2 separate regions of the Homo sapiens genome follow, and region 1 is linked to region 2. A link is a loop called in an ENCODE intact Hi-C map of the cell type or tissue named here. Cell type or tissue: endothelial cell of umbilical vein. All regions are shown on one strand. Each heading gives the region's core, and the rest is flanking DNA. Links, peaks and the distances in the headings are about the cores only.

The links. Hi-C counts contacts between places; a loop is a spot of excess contacts. Peaks named below come from ENCODE experiments on the same cell type or tissue, not always from the same donor. Only the 100,000 strongest peaks of a DNase experiment are listed, where the experiment ranks them.
Region 1: it touches region 2 in a loop (14-fold over the local background); 3 of 110 quality-filtered maps call a loop at or near these places.

What each region holds. Positions count from the first base shown.
Region 1 is chr2:196,602,574-196,610,919 of GRCh38, forward strand. No RefSeq gene overlaps it. Among named protein-coding and RNA genes, the nearest start is that of HECW2, 13 kb to the left of the region's middle. In endothelial cell of umbilical vein, for the core only: no CTCF peak of the experiment used is centred there; DNase peaks (open chromatin) are centred at 4,088 and 4,668; H3K27ac peaks cover 2,194 bases.
Region 2 is chr2:196,396,441-196,404,786 of GRCh38, forward strand. All of the region lies in intron 2 of HECW2 (HECT, C2 and WW domain containing E3 ubiquitin protein ligase 2), which reads right to left. Among named protein-coding and RNA genes, the nearest start is that of HECW2-AS1, 140 kb to the left of the region's middle. RefSeq lists an enhancer at 3,765-4,059. In endothelial cell of umbilical vein, for the core only: no CTCF peak of the experiment used is centred there; DNase peaks (open chromatin) are centred at 3,301, 4,001, 7,241 and 8,051; H3K27ac peaks cover 4,680 bases.

The DNA of each region.
Region 1 (8,346 bases), core at 48-8,047, 210 kb after region 2:
TTTGTTTAAATCGTTTTTTTAAAGTTTCTTACCTTCTTATTGTTTTTATTTGTTAGTATATTTCATGATGCTACTACCCCCTTATAGCATTTTCAGTAATATTTATATAGGAAAATCCCCAAATCACTTTTTGAATGAATATATATCTTCACGACTTCCTGAGATGAGAAGGCAAAATAAACAAACATATAGAAAGAGATCCCTGAGAGGATAATACTTTGGTTATTATCCTCTAATATTTGGTTACCATCTATAACAATATGGGTGAATCTCTTAAGCATAATTATGCATCTAAGAAATATCAGCTGGGCAAGATGGCTTATACCTGTAATTCCAGCAATTTGGGAGGCTGAGGTCACATGAGGTCATGAGTTCGAGACCAGCCTGGCCAACATGGTGAAACCGCGTCTCTACTAAAAATACAAAATTAGCCAGGCGTGTGGCGGTGGGTGCCTGAATCGCAGCTACTCAGGAGGCAGAGGCAGGAGAATTGCTTGAACCTGGGAGGTGGAGGTTGCAGTGAGCCGAGATCGTGCCACTGCACTCCAGCTTGGGTGACAGAGCAAGAGTCTGTCTAAAAAATATATATATATGTGTGTGTGTGTGTGTGTGTGTGTATGTGTGTGTATATGTGTATATATGTGTATGTATGTACATATGTGTATATATGTATATATGTGTATATATACATATAGTGAATGCTTTAAAAAATCCAAAATGTATAATATAATTTACCTATTTTTTCTTGTTTATAGAAAAATATATCAGATCAACTCAGCAATTCCCCTTGGCTCCAAATTCTAACCTAAAACTTGATTCTGTTTGTTGAGAAGAAGACTGGGTGATGCTACAGTTTTTGGCCAAAGGAAAGACCTTTCCCAGAAGCTGTATCATTACTGAAACTTGGGCCAAGGAGTCTATGTTGTGATTTAGGACACAGAGGTGACAGCTGATGCAGCAATTAATCTAAGGAGAGCTAAATTGAAACAGAAACATAGAAAATACATTGCTAAATTTAAAGTGTGAGGTCCTAGAAAAATCATATAAAATTAAGAATTTTAATTATGGTGTCATTTTTAGTGTTATTCTTTACCTATGTCCTGTGCCAATGTTATACTACACAAAACTTATCCTTTGGCACTGGTTGTCTCTTATGCCAAGCCAATTCTCTGGGACCCATGTTCTACCCTTCCCTGCCCTTCTTTGAGTCCTGAAAGGCTGACACTATGGACTGCACAACAGGCTCTCTTGCCCTCTGGAACTGGGGGAGGTTGGAGAGGAGGGAGAGAGAAAACTGAGAGTGGCCGGGCGCGGTGGCTCATGTCTGTAATCCCAGCACTTTGGGAGGCCGAGGCGGGCAGAACGCAAGGTCAAGAGATGGAGACCATCCTGGCCAACATGGTGAAACCCTGTCTCTACTAAAAATACAAAAATCAGCTGGGCATTGTGGCACGCACCCGTAGTGCCAGCTACTTGGGAGGCTGACGCAGGAGAATCACTTGAACCCAGAAGGCAGAGGTTGTGGTGAGCTGAGATCGTGCCACTGCACTCCAGCCTGGGCAACAGAGTGAGCTTCTGTCTCAAAAAAAAAAAAAAAAGAAAGAAAGAAAGAAAGAAAAGAAAAGTGAGAGTGATTTTTTCCTCCCCAACTTCCTCCTCGACTTGGTGATGCAGGTCCAGCATCCCTCCTGTCAGTCCATGCCCCTTCCACTGCCCCAGCCCTCTCTGGACTCCAGGGACATCCTTGCCTTCCCTCCTCCCTTTGTGCCTATGAATAGTAGCAGCATCCCAGTGTTGCAGATCCCTGGGTGCTTCAACATTCCTTGTTAGTTTTCTTAACCCTGCCCAAGCCTCTGCGAATAGATGTTTCATGACATTATGTACAACATCCCAGCTCAACATGCCTTCTATTTTCTGCTGAGCTTTTGACAGACATTCTTTTTCAGGATATTTACACTCCAAGAAATGATAGATTCAGACACAGTTAGAAGTACATTTAGAGTAGACAGTCTTTACAGTTCAGATTAATAGAGTTTGAGTCAATACAAACCAAATCAATTGCCATCAGGTCATTTGAGACCTAGCTTCATTGAGAATTTTTACTTACATTTTGAAGGTTCAAAAATTTTAATTTTATCAATTTACCTGGAGATAATGGAACCATAGGGAATCTATTTATGTCAAACAAACCCATAGGACACTGAGTGATAATTCCAAAATTCAATTTATTAACTTGCAGAAGAAAATCTCTGGCATCAAAACTATTAGGCCATCCACCCAGGGTTCTCCCTTCTGGTGGGTAATACTGTTTAGAATCTGAAATAACAGATCAGATGTTTGTATCGTGTTGAGCACAGAGTTAGAACTAGAGGCGCTGGATATTTTTAAGGGAGTTTCCCATGAATTTATGTTGACATATGAATTGCTGTTATATACACAAGTATATGCCTACATTTAAAAAACAAAAAACAAAAGCAAACACAGTACCTACAGGGAACACTATACAGTAATAGGGATAAACAAATTATAACTACATACCAATACGTCTTGACTTATGATGGGGTTACATTCCAATAAAACCATTGTAAGTTGAAAGTGGGTTTTGACTTACAATATTTTCAACTTACAACAAGTTTATCCAGATATAACTGCATCATAAGTTGAGGTACATACTGAATGCATGTTGCTTTTGCACCATGGTAAAGTGGAAAAATAATAAGTAGAACCATTGTTAAGTCAAGGTCTGTACAACCATTGTCTGAAACAATATGGTTGAATCTCCCAAGCGTAATGTTGAGCGAAAAAAGACACAAAAAAGCATATATTGTATGGTCAGGATAGCAATTACCTTGGGTGGGGAGGTTATGATTGAAAGAGAACCATGAGAGGGGATTCTGGGAAGCTGGTGATGTTACCTTATATAATCTTGGTGCTAGTTATACAGGTAGATTCATTTGTGAAACTTTATTGAGCCGTACATTTACAATAGGGGCTTACCTTTTGTATTTATATTGGAAGCCAATGAAAAATTTTTAAAAATTACCAGTACCACTTTTAGAACCAAAGCTTGCTCTCTTTCGGAAAATGCTATAGACCTACTGACAAACTACCACCCAACTTCTCCAAGGGGATACTCATTGATAGTACTAAACGCTTCTTCCGTGACATTATTTCAAGTAATAACATCCAGTGTTACAACTATTTTACATTAGCCTCTTATCATTTTCGGATATCTTCCAGATGAAACATAACACTTTTCTGGATGATAACACTCTTTTCCCATTCACAAAAATGCTTAGAAATCATTTCCTAAGCTTGGCTATTTCTGGAGAGTCCCATTGATGTGTTTCAATTTTTAATCTCATTATTTATATGTTTATATGTCTTCTTGATACATAAGAGCAGTGATTTGTAACCAGATGTGTGCCTTGGAATCACCACACACACTGAATCAAAGCCTCTATACTTAGAGTCTCTGCTGTGCTCTGAATGTTTGGGTCCCTCCAAAATTCCTACATTAAAACCTAATGCCTAGTGTGATAGTGTTAGGTGGTGGGGCCTTTGGAAGGTGATTAGGTAATGATGGAAGAGCCCTCATAAATGAAATCGGTACCCTTATTTAAAAAAAAAAAAAAAGCCCAGGTATCTTGTTTGCCTCTTTCACCATGCAAAGACACAGCTAGAAGATACCATTTATGAACCAGGAAATGGGTCCTTACCGGATACCAGCTCTGCTGGGGATGGGATCTTGGACTTCTCAGCCTCCAGAACTGTGAGAAATAAATTTCTGTTGTTTATAAGCTACCCAGTTTATGGTATTTTGTTATAGCAGCCCAAACAGACTAAGACAGTCTCCTCCCACTTTCTTGTCATACATATTTTGAGAATATGTCCCAGGTGAATTGTAACTTCCATAGTTAAAAACCATGCTCCTATGTGAACAGATATTTATATGCCAATGTTCACAGCAGCATTATTCATAACAGCCAAAAGGTGGAAACAACACAAATGTCCATCAACAGTGGAATGGACAAATAAAATGTGGCATGTACCTACAAAGGAATATTATTTATCCTAAAAAGGAAGGAAATCTTGACTCATGCTACGATATTAGTCCAAGTGAAATAAGCCAGACACAACAGGAAAAATATTGTATGATTCTATTTATATGAGATACCTAGAGTAGCCAAATTTATAGAAACAGAAAGTATAATTGTGGTTGCTAAGATCTTGCGGGGGGCACGGAAGTGGAGTTGTTGCTTAATGAATACAGAGATTTGTTTTGGAAAGGTGAAAAAGTTCTGGAGCTGAATGGTGGTGATGGTTGCAAAACAATGTGAATGTACTTAATGCCACTGAACTTTGTATTTTAAAAAAGATGGTTAAACTTGTTAATTTTATTTTATAAAAATAAAATTATGCACACACAATACTATTTTCCTGTAGTCTTATTTAGCTGACTTTATACCAAAATAAGCTAAGGGGGTCACACTATTGGAGGAAAATCATCAAATCAGGCCTGAGGGACATCTAAGAAACTACCACGGTGCCAGCAGCTCCCCATTTGAAAGCCAGCATTTTTCTCAGCTTTGCATATGGACAGAGATCTGCACCATGGCCGCTTTGGTTTTTGTTTATTTTGTCTGGCTGTTGACTTGTGGGACCAAATATTGTGTGCTCAGCCTACTGGCTACATCTGGTTCCTTTAGCTTGTTGATTAAAAGCAGCCTCTTATCTCAATGAACTCCTTAGGAAGCTAAGCCCTATCTGGCAACGGTTGCCATGCCAGAGGGACTTTGTTTAAACATCATTCAAGAAATGAAACTAATGAGCATTAAAGAAACCTCACAATAATGAATTTCTTTTCACTTTGCCTTAACTCTTTTAAAGAAAATATTGTTTTTCTCTGAGCATAATATAATTATTTTTAGTAATGAATAGTTTATTATTTTACGCATTTGATTCTTTTCATTTAGTTTATTTATAACAAGTTTTGTCTTACCACTCAGCTGTCAAAAGACACAGGAAAACCTTCCTGGCCTTCCCATTTAGGGGAAGAATGCTGGTTCATTATGACTTCATTGACATTCAACATGCAAACTTCTCCAAAATGCTTAGTATGTATCAACAACATTAGAAAATTACACTGCGATTAAAATTGTCCAAATACTCTTTTTGTAACCATTGTATTCATGACAATCAGACTTTCATTGGTAGCTTTTCTAATATAACTATAAGCTCTCTAACCACTTCTTGAAATCCAGTTGCAAATATTTATTTTTTTCTTTTATTAACTAAAGCTGTGGCAAATATAAGGTGCTATTACTCCTCTTCCTCACTCCACCATTACCACCAGAAAAAAAAAAAGGCCTCTTATGAGCTAAAGAATTGATGAAAATGACAATGTGGGGACTTTTCCACCAATGTGGTTCCAAATTAAAGTGCATTGACTTAAGGCAATTATCTTTTTAGATGACCCATACTTTTTTTTTTTTTTGAGACAGAGTCTTGCTCTGTCACCAGGCTGGAATGCTGTGGCGCAATCTCAGCTCACTGCAACCTATGCCTCCCGGGTTCAAGCAGTTCTCCTGCCTCAGCCCCCCAGGTAGCTGGGACTACTGGCGTGTGCCACCACGCCCAGCTAATTTTTGTATTTTTAGTGGAGACAGAGTTTCACCACATTGGCCAGGATGGTCTCAATCTCTTGACCTCGTGATCTGCATGTCTCAGCCTCCCAAAGTGCTGGGATAAGCCACCATGCCCGGCCTAGAGGACCCACGCTTTTATGGTTAGAAGAATGTAATGGTAATTGTCTTCTCAACTGGCTGCACCCAAGGAGCAGTGAGTTTGGGAAATGCACAACACTTCAGACATTTTTTACCTACCACTCCAGCAGAAACTGATAGAGTCTATTTCCTTGGTAACAGAATATTGACTTCATCTGGTGCAATTCATTAGTTTCCTGCAGCTGCTGTAACAAATGACCATAAATTTGATGGCTTTAAAAAGCCACAAATTTATAATCTTGCAGTCCTGGAAGTCAGAAGTCTGAAATCAGCTTCACTGGACTAAAGTCAAGGTGTCAGCTGGTCTACCTTCTGTTGACTCTATTTCCTTGTCCTTTCTAGCTTCTAAAGGTCACCTATCTCCTTTTGCCTGAGACTCTTTCTTCCATTTTCAAAACTCATCACCCCAACCTCTATTTTCAATCTCTATTTTCATTGTCCAACTTCTATTTCCTTCTTCTGCTTTTAACCCTCTTTCTTCTGTCTTATAAGGATCCTTGTGATTACAATGGCCCCATCTGGATAATTCAAGATAATCTCTGATATGGTTTGGCTGTGTCCCCACCAAAATCTCATCTTGAATTTTAGCTCTTATAATCCCCACATGTCATGGGAGGGACCCAGTGGGAGGTAATTGAATCATGGGGGCAGGTTTTTCCCATGCTGTTCTCATGGTAATGAATACGTTTCACAAGATCTGATGGTTTTATAAAGGGCAGTTCCTCTGCACATGACCTCTTCCCTGCCACCACGTAAGATATGCCTTTGCTCCTCCTTCGCCTTCTACCATGATCATGAGGCCTCCCCAGCCATGTGGAACTGTGAGTCCATTAAACCTCTGTTTCTTTATAAATTGCCCAGTTTTGGCCAGGTGCAGTGGCTCACGCCTGTAATCTCAGCACTTTGGAAGGCCAAGGTGGGTGGATCACGAGGTCAGGAGATCAAGACCATCCTGGCTAACACTGTGAAACCCCGTCTCTACTAAAAAAAAAAAAAATACAAAAAATTAGCAGGGTGTGGTGGCACCCACCTGTAGTCCCAGATACTCGGGAGGCTGAGGCAGGAGAATCACTTGAACGCGGGAGGTGGAGGTTGCAGTGAACTGAGACCGTGTCATTGCACTCCAACCTGGGCAACAAAGCGAGACTCTGTCTCAAAAATAAATGAATAAATAAATTACCCAGTCTCAGGTATGTCTTTATTAGCAGCATGAGAATAGACTAATACAATCTCCCTATCTCAAGATTCTTAATGTGATCACACCAGCAAAGCCCCTTTTCCATATAAAATAACATATTCACAGGTTTCAGGGATTAGGGTGGGCACTATTCAGTCTGCCACATGTAGCTATATCACCATCTAAAATAATACATTTATAAGTATATTCCAGATACAGTTATAATATTAAATTTTGGGCAATAATATGCAAATAGGTGGGCCTTTGGGGAAGAATGGTTAAAGGATGTTGATTTAGCTGGAATGTACACTCTTCTCTTCTTCCTCTTTCCTTCCTCCCTTCTGCCTCAAACACAGACATAATGGCTGGAGTCCAATAGTACATTGGACTGTGAGATTAATACTGGGAATGTAATCTATGTCTAGGATAGTGAAACAAAAAAGGTAGAATAAGCCTAGGCCTTTGCAGGGCCCCTATACCCCAGTCTGAACTGCCAAACTCTGCGCTTATTGCATATGAGAGAATAAACTCTTGGGTACATAAGTCACTGTTGATGTCCATGTTACTGTCAGCCAAACACAATTCTTGCCTAACATCAACAAACTAATTCAGCAAATCTACCATGTCAGTTGGCCCAGGGGTATTTGTCGAGAGTCACACTGCACTGTGTGCCTCTGTATCAGCTGAGCTATCAAACTAAACTTAGCAAAAAGGAAAAAGAGTATGTAGGCCCTATAACTGAAGCCTTCAGTTAGGGCTGGCATCAGGCACAGCCTGACTTAGGTCAAACTAGAACACTAGGACCTAGGTTGACTCTGCCTCTTTGGGATTTCCTCATCAGGCTGTCTGCTGTTATGGTAGCAAGATGGCTGCAACAATCCCATCTTCCTCATACCTTTATTTCCATAATCTCAGAAAAAGACTGAAAGCCTCTCTTTTACTGAAGCTCCTACAAGGTCTTCTATCAATTATTGATTCTGATTAAGTGTGAATTTCCTGGTCTTGCTCTGTCACCCAGGCTAGAGGGCATAGCTCACTGCAGCCTCCTGCTCCTGGGCTCAAGGGATTCTCCCACCTCAGCCTCCCAAATAGCTGGGACTACAGGTGCATGCTACCACACCTTGCTAATTTTTTTTATTTTTTGTAGAGACAGTGTATTAGTCCATTCTCACACTGCTAATAAAGACATACCCGAGACTGGATAATTTATAAAGGAAAGAGGTTTAATTGACTCACGCTTCAGCATGGCTGGGGAGGCCTCAGGAAACCTACAATCATGGCAGAAGAGGAAAAAACTCATCCTTCTTCACACGGAGGCAGCAAGGAGAACTGCAGACCAAAGGGGAAAACCCCCTTATAAAACCATCAGATCTCATGAGAACT
Region 2 (8,346 bases), core at 211-8,210:
TGCCATTTTTACAGATTCCCTGAACACCTGGTAAAGAAAAATAAACAGATAAAAACAGGCATTATTACACATTTCTGGTTGCAACATATAAGACCATTTCAATCTTCTAAAGAATAATGTATAAATGTTCAACGCAAGCTATCAATGTATCTCTATTGTTTCCCCTTTTGGAGAAATATGCCCCAGACTAATGTTTTTGGGTACCTAGAGCCTTGCCTAGAGGCATTTCCTTAGAGGCTCTGAAATGTTAACAGAGATCAAGAAGGAAACAAGAATTAGTAAAGTGGCCTGGGTGGGATGTGGCAATGTCCCCTCCAGTTCCAGCAAACTATTGTCTTGCAAAAATATTACAGACCTAGGTTTGCATATATTCCAATTAAAAAAAAAATGGCCGGGTGTGGTGTCTCACACCTGTAATCCCAGCACTCTGGGAGGCCGAGGCGGACGGATCACGAGGTCAGGAGATTGAGACCATCCTGGCTAACATGGTGAAGCCCCATCTCTACTAAAAATACAAAAAAAAATAGCCAGGCGTGGTGGCGGGCACCTGTAGTCCCACCTACTCGGGAAGCTGAGGCAGGAGAAGGAGTGAACCCGGGAGGCGGAGCTTGCAGTGAGCCGAGATGGCGCCACTGCACTCCAGCCTGGGGGACAGAGCGAGACTCCGTCTCAACAAAACAAAACAAAACAAAACAAAAAAAAAAAAAACAAAAATAAAAAACCGTCTTTGGGAATTCTTCTACATATGGAAGAATCAGAGCTGTTTAGACAGATTGGTGTGACAGAGGAAAGACACTGCTGTGTGTCCCTGCTTTCTGTCCCAACTAAGGTAACATAAGGTAGCACCTAATATGATGCAGGTACCAGAGAAATGTCTCTTCTTCTGAAAAGCTTTACATTCATATCTGGAAGGGCTTACTGACATTCACTTCCTAGGGCCCATGTGAACCTACCACATTTTATATCATCTCAATGATCTACACACAAACCTCTTCTGGCCATCCTCTAGGGATGTAGCTTTGTGAAATCTTAAATTCTTTTTGGGGTGAAGGCAGCGGAGGGCAAGGATAAAAGTGAGTTTGGTTTGTTTTTTCTTTTTATTATTTTTAAAAAATGTATTCTATTTATGCTTAACAGCTTCGCTGGCTCTCTATACAACCTCCAGATAATAGTGACAGAATCCCCTTTAGTCCCCCACCAAATACCAGACAGCATCATTAGTTGAAAATGGCCAAGGCATGTTTTCCCGTTTAAATTAAGAAAGTAAATTGCAACAATCTGTTTTCCCTTGGAAGTTGTTAAATTCTTTAGGTTGGGATTTCCACCAACTGTTTAGATATCATTTCCTTCCATATATGCCAAGACATTGTTTCCCAAATGCTTCCAATGTAGTCTTTTAAGACTCAAAGCAGTCCCAATACCATTGCTTCATATACCCCATCCTCCTCACCTGCTCCCAAAGATATTCATGGAAGGGCTCAATAAAGCTGCACTGAGCCAAAGTATTTCCACAAAGTTCTAACAGCCCTGCAGAAAGCATACCCTTCCGAGATACCTCACCAGGAAGTGGAGTCTTTTATAATAAGAGGTAGGTGGTTTCAGGCAAGCAAAGGAGAAGGAAGGACACAATAGAAGGGGAAAAAAGTGAGTGTAGGGGAAAGGTGGCTGGATGGGTTTGTGGGTGGGTGGGGGAGTTAGGGGAAAATGGCCTGGGAAGTCAAAATGCATGCATGTGAGTAGGGAGGATACATTGGCCTGAAAATAATCTTAGCTAAATGGGAAAGACTCATAATTTGATCAGAAAGGTTAATGGTTAAGGGTTTTGAAGACAGAACAATATGGCCAAGTCAGTGGGAAAAAATACTGTTTGATTATGCATGCAGAGAAACACAGACATATAGTAAAATGTGACAGTTTTAAATAAACACATTTAACAAAAATGTTATACCATTACTACAGGTCTTTTCAAAAACAAGAGATATTGCCATAGGTTCAAATAAATTAGTGTTTCAGGAGCTGGTGGAAAACATAAGCAGTAAGATTTAGTAATAGCTATGAGAATGGAAAAGAAGAAATATCCCAAGATGCCTTGTTTTCCAACCAATCAAATCCCACCCATTCTCCAAACTCATCAAGTTATCTATGCACCTCGAAGAAACCACCTCTGGCTTTCGGTCCAAGGTGGCATCTTTCTCTATTAAACATGTTATTTATGATCCACACCACCATTTCTCACCTAATCATATGCCACTGCATGTAGCTATGAATCTTCTGATACCTTGTATCCCCATATCTGGTTTCCCCAGTGAGAGCAAAAGACTCACGTTATTCTGCAGATACAGAAGCTCAATAACTCTGAGGAGAAATAAAATTTTTAAAAATACTGAGCTAAGCATGGTGGTGCACGCCTGTAGTCCCAGCTACTTGCATTTGGGAGGGTGATGTGGGAGGATGGCTTGAGCCCAGGAGTTAGAGGCTGCAGTGAGCTGTGATTTCACCACTGCACTCCAGCCTGGGCAAGAGAGGGAGACCCTGTCTCTTTAAAAACAAAAAATAGAGACAAAAGTATGGCTTCTAAACCAACATATATTTACAATCCAATGTTATTATATGATTTTATTTCAATTCATGATGACATATTGGCCCCCAAAATCTATTCTTAATCTCCAGAGCTTCTCTTGGGTATGGTTCTCAGGTTGAGCATGTACACTCCGGAAGCACTACTAATGGGCTTCCCCAGACTCAGCCCCATTAGAAGTGTGGAGCATACTTTTGGAGGCTAATTTTTTCCCCAAGGATTTGAAGAAGGGGAAACATCAAGTTACATTAAGTTATTCAATTGGTAATTCTAACATCATTTCTGCATGAAAACATATGTATATTACAAAGAGGTTAAAGTAAAACAAGACTTCAAGTCATTTCCCCCTGGCAGCAGACTACTCTGGGCTAAACTGCCAGAGGCCAGAGGGCTTATGATCTTCTGCAGCAGGAATACCCTTGTGGAACACTCTGGGAAGCACTATTTTAAGGATTCCCCAAAACTGAGAAGGAAGTGCTAATGAAGAGAACAACGATTGCTGATCCAGCTCTTCCCCCAAGTTAAGTGTGGTGTTATGCATGTTACAAACATTTGCTCACTTCTTTCTCTAGTCCTACAGGAGTTATGATACCCATCTGACATAACCTGCCCAAGCTGAAGCCACTGTAGTAGGTAACAAAAACAAAAGTGGGATTCAAAACACAGGCCTATTTGAACACCAATGCTATTGTTCTTTCTAACCACACAGTCTCCTAAGTAGGACTGACAGATAGAACCGTAGGCCTAACTAGTTTTCAAAAGAATACTTCAAATTATAAGCAAGTATTAACGTATCTTTGAACAAACAGTTAAATAGCCTTTCACAGCTGTGTCTACTGACATTTCCTAGGTGAGGGAATAGTGCACCAGATACTGCCAAGCCCAGTATTAGTATAAGAAAGGGTCCTCAGGAATTAAGTAGACTCCTGGAGAAGGTCCTAAGGAGCACTCAACAATCTTATATTTAACTGAATTACTACAGTAATTAATAACTGGGTGCCTGCTAAAATAATAAAATATGCTGGAATCTGAAAGCATGGAGAAATTTGTCTTATAAAGAAATTAACTGGCTCCCTTTCTCAGGCCAGTTTCACAAGAGCTTCTTCATAGGTCTAAGAATCAAATCTCAAATTTTCAATAATTTTTCTAATCACACAGTGAATAAAAAAGCATGTGGTGCCTTTGCAGCCTTCACTATGGGATTCTTGAGGCCTTTCCAAAAGAGATAGCCTAATTATAACTGCCAACATTGCAAAGAAATTGCATCACTCCTGTTACATACATCAGTGAGGAAATGGGACAGACAGAGGAAGGATTTTCGTGTTGGCGGGGAAGGAGAGTAGAGTATATGACTAATGCCTGCATAACTCTGGAAAAGATATAGAATTTTTGCTCTTGAGTGAAAAGATAAGCTTAGGTATTGTATTAAAATCAAGCCCTTTGACTGAAACAGGATAGCCTAGAAATAGTTCAGAAGCACGGGATACTTGAAACTTAAAATGTGCTTTCAAAGAGGTTATTTTTATAAACCAAATATGCACAGGAAATTTTGTTGTTCTACTCCTATTCCATAGCCTAAAGATCTGTATTGTCCCAGCACAAAGACCTTCTTGGACTGAATCCCAGTCACAGCTGGTTTACTTGAAAATCATGAAAACCTTACTAAACATCATCTTGTTCCAGAAAGCATATTCTTATAAAGATGCTTTCACTCACCTACATTTCTCCATTTCCAAGACCAAATAGTGACTCTTTTGCCCTCTCCTCTCTCTGAGCCACTAACCCCCATTCCCACAAAATGCAAAAAAAAAAAAAGAGCTAAAATAATTTCCATGTCTTGTATTCAACTTGTGTCTACTTAAAATATAAATTTTAAATTTATACAAAACCAAAAAGAGTTATAAAACTTCATCTGTGATATATGCCCTAATCATTCAGCAGACTTGTAATTCCTATCATTTGAGAAACTTCTAATTTATTTCGTTTCATGATTAATAACAGACTTCCGGAAACTGAAACAACATTTCTGTAGGGATATTTATCAGTATGTCTCAAATTAAATGCGCACATTCTTTGCCTCAGCAGTTTCATGCCTAGAAATTGTTTTTTGAAATACTGACACAAATGCTCAAAAATGTAAGTGTAGGGATGTTTACTGCAGCACTATTTGTAATATCAAATATTAAGACCAACCCAAAGGACCATTAATAGGGTAATGGTTAAAGAAATTATAGTACAAGCATATTAAGGAGTACTATCAAGAAGTTATAAACAATGAATATTGAGATGGATTGATGTCTAAGGCATATTGCAAAGTAGAAGCAACTATTTACAGAAGAATGCATATAACATAATACATTTTTGTTTAAAAGTACACTTGTGCATATGTGTTTCTCTGTGTGTATTATTATATATAATCCACCATTAACACTTCTTTCCTTTGGTGAAGAAAGGGAAACAATTAGTATTATTTGAAATTTTATGAAAAATACAATACTCTTCTGGAATTTTTAAATAGAATTTTTCTTTAAAAACGCTACCTCAAAAAATATGGATCAGTTGTTCTTTTTGTCAAATATTTCAAAATATTAGGTTCAGGTGACATATACCTTTCACAGATGTTTTATATACACAGGAGTGAATACACAGTCAGGGTATATATTCATCCTGTATATCACACAGATGTGAATATTCAGGATGTTTTAAAATGAACATTTAAAGAGCTTTCATTTATAATCTTAGAGAAAAAATTTTTACTAATGAGAATATTTTCTTCACCAATATGATTTCCAATGGAAAACAAAATCCCTCAGATAAGTTAAGACATGGAATCAAGGACCTACTATGTTCTCAAATGGAGAGGGTACCAAAAATAACTAGGCGTCATAAGAAGGGAAACTTGCCAGGCGCGGTGGCTCACGCCTGTAATCCCAGCACTTTGGGAGGCTGAGGCGGGCGGATCACAAGGTCAGGAGATCGAGACCATCCTGGCTAACATGGTGAAACCGTGTCTCTACTAAAAATACAAAAAAATTAGCCGGACGTGGTGGCGGGCGCCTGTAGTCCCAGCTACTCGGGAGGCTGAGGCAGGAGAATGGCATGAATCTGGGAGGCGGAGCTTGCAGTGAGCCGAGATGGCACCACTGCACTCCTGCCTGGGCAACAGAGTGAGACTCTGTCTCAAAAAAAAAAAAAAAAAAAAAAAAAAGAGGGAAACTTGCCATAATAAGTTACTAAAGGAAAAAAGAAATGACAAGCTTTAGCTCAGAAATTTGATAATTGTGCAGCTATATACTGGCCCTTTAACAGACCTTGAGTTTCATTTCTGGGGGGATGGCTTGCAAGAGATTTACTTTTTATTCTTAGTCAAAGAAACTTTGAAATAGTTGTCTAACATGGGAATAAGAGTGAGAGACTCTGAGCCATTAATAGTGTGCATGGTGCACCTCCACATCATGGGTTACTTTGGCTACTTTTCCTTCACTGATTCAGTCCCCCTGACAGATATTATGTTCCATAATGTTTCTCTGTTATTTATTTAACAGCTTTTTGTCAGTGTGAGTGATACAGCATATTCAATGATATATTTTTCATGGTATCTAATACACATTGTCACAGTATACCTTTAACAATAGTCCTGAAACTCAAAAAACAAACTGTAAGAGAACGAACAAAATTTCTATAGCTAACAATTTAATTTGGGAGGTCAAATACATACTTGGAAATGTGAATATTGTAAATCAAATAAAGTAATCAATTAACAAACAGATTCCTTGCCTTGGGAATTTTTTTTTTTTTTTTTTTTTGAGACAGAGTCTCGCTCTGTCACCCAGGCTGGAGTGCAGTGGCACGATCTCAGCTCACTGCAACCTCCGCCTTCTGGGCTCAAGCAATTCTTGTGCCTCAGCCTCCCGAGTAGCTGGGATTACAGGCGCGCACTACCATGCTTGGCTAATTTTTGTATTTTTCGTAGAGACGGAGTTTCACTATGTTGGCCAGGCTCATATTGAACTCCTGACCTCAGGTGATCCGCCCACCTTGGCCTCCCAAGTGCTGGGATTATAGGCATGAGCCACCACACCTGTCCACCTTGGGATTCTTATTCTTCTGTCATTCTTTCCACTGATGACCAATTTTAACTGTGCTGGGTAGGACACAGACATAGGCATAGAAAGAGCAAATAAGTACTAAATAGCCACAGGCTACTAAAATGTCACTCAACTAAATGCTGTATTTTGATACTGCATTTGACAGCTGACGTAATGTACAAGAAAGTATTTAACAGATACATGTTCAGGAACATGATCACAGTAATAAAGCAACAGATGCTTAAGTGTTTCTGCTTTCCACATAGGGTATCCATAGAGACTATTAAAAAGACTTCCAGGGAAAGGTAGGATCTGTCATTAAAAATGCATCTCCTCATATGAGAGATACAGTAAACACAAACCTTCAAGATGCCCATAATTTTTAATGTACTTTTAAAAAGACATTTATACTATGCAGCTCATTTCTGCAAAATGTGACTTGATTACAAAGTACTCAGTGGCTTACATTATTTATTTAAGAAGACTGAGTCACTTTCCTAAAGTTTTACAGCTAACCTAGTCTGTGAAAAAATTCTAAAGCTTAAAAGCTCTCAAGGAAATGAACCAAAACATTCTGGAAAATTCATTCTCTGCAGGGAAGATAATCGTGGCTATAAGACCAGTCAGCCTAAGGAAGTACACAGGGAAGAAGAATGACCTCATGTAACAGATCCTCAGATCTTTTGAAGGAAATAATAATAACAAAAAAGAACATGTCTGTCTTCCTGCTTAAGATATGTAGCAGAAAGCCAGACACTTCTTCAAGTATTCCTTCAGGTTGTATTTCAGGCCTGTTACATATTTCAGCATCACACTGCCAACCTTCTCTATAGAACCCAGAATTTCTTGTGAAATTATGTCACTGTGAGTGTTTTAGGCCTCACATTCATCTGAGAAAAACACTCTAGTAATATATAATGGAACCATGCAATGGCTATGGTTGGCTAACCATGTTATACTACATTTTTACTAAATGCAATTGAGTGCCAGAAAAAAGTCTTCTGTTTGAATCCATACAATAAAGAGCTTAGCAACTTGTAGTATCCACATAGGATACTCTTGATTTTTGTAATAATTGAGGAGAAACATGGCACTTGAGTTGGAGACTGGGCGTAAGTCCCATTACATGAACTTTAATAGTTAAAAAGCATAATTCTCCCTATGATTTGCCCCATGAATATATACTTACTTGCCTAAGCATTAGTCATGCCTCTCTCTGTCATGTCTGCTAGGATTCTGTAATAAAGAGATTCTTCAAAGTCTCTTCCTAGACCTTCTAGGAGAAGAAAATGATGTTTTTATTTCCCAAAACCCAGTAAGCTTGTCCTGACCAGCCAGGAAGGTTCAGAGGGTCTTCTACTGCCTCCCCTAGTCAAAGATCTGTAACTTCAGAATTAGTGTCACTTTTTAATTGTGGTGAAAGCCTCAAAATACATTAAACCCCAAAGAGATTTTCACTACTGAGATTTTTATCATCTTGGAAAATGTTTCCTGTCTTTTGGCACATTTCTGCATTCAAACATTTCCTGATCTTCCAGGTCACCAGTTCCAGTGCTCCCACTACAGAAACCCTTCCATCTCAAGCTCTCCAATCCACTTTTTCTCCATTAATCACCCCCAGTTATCAATTTCCTCCTTATCCTGCCAGATTCCCTGATCCATTCTTATAATCATCCTGTT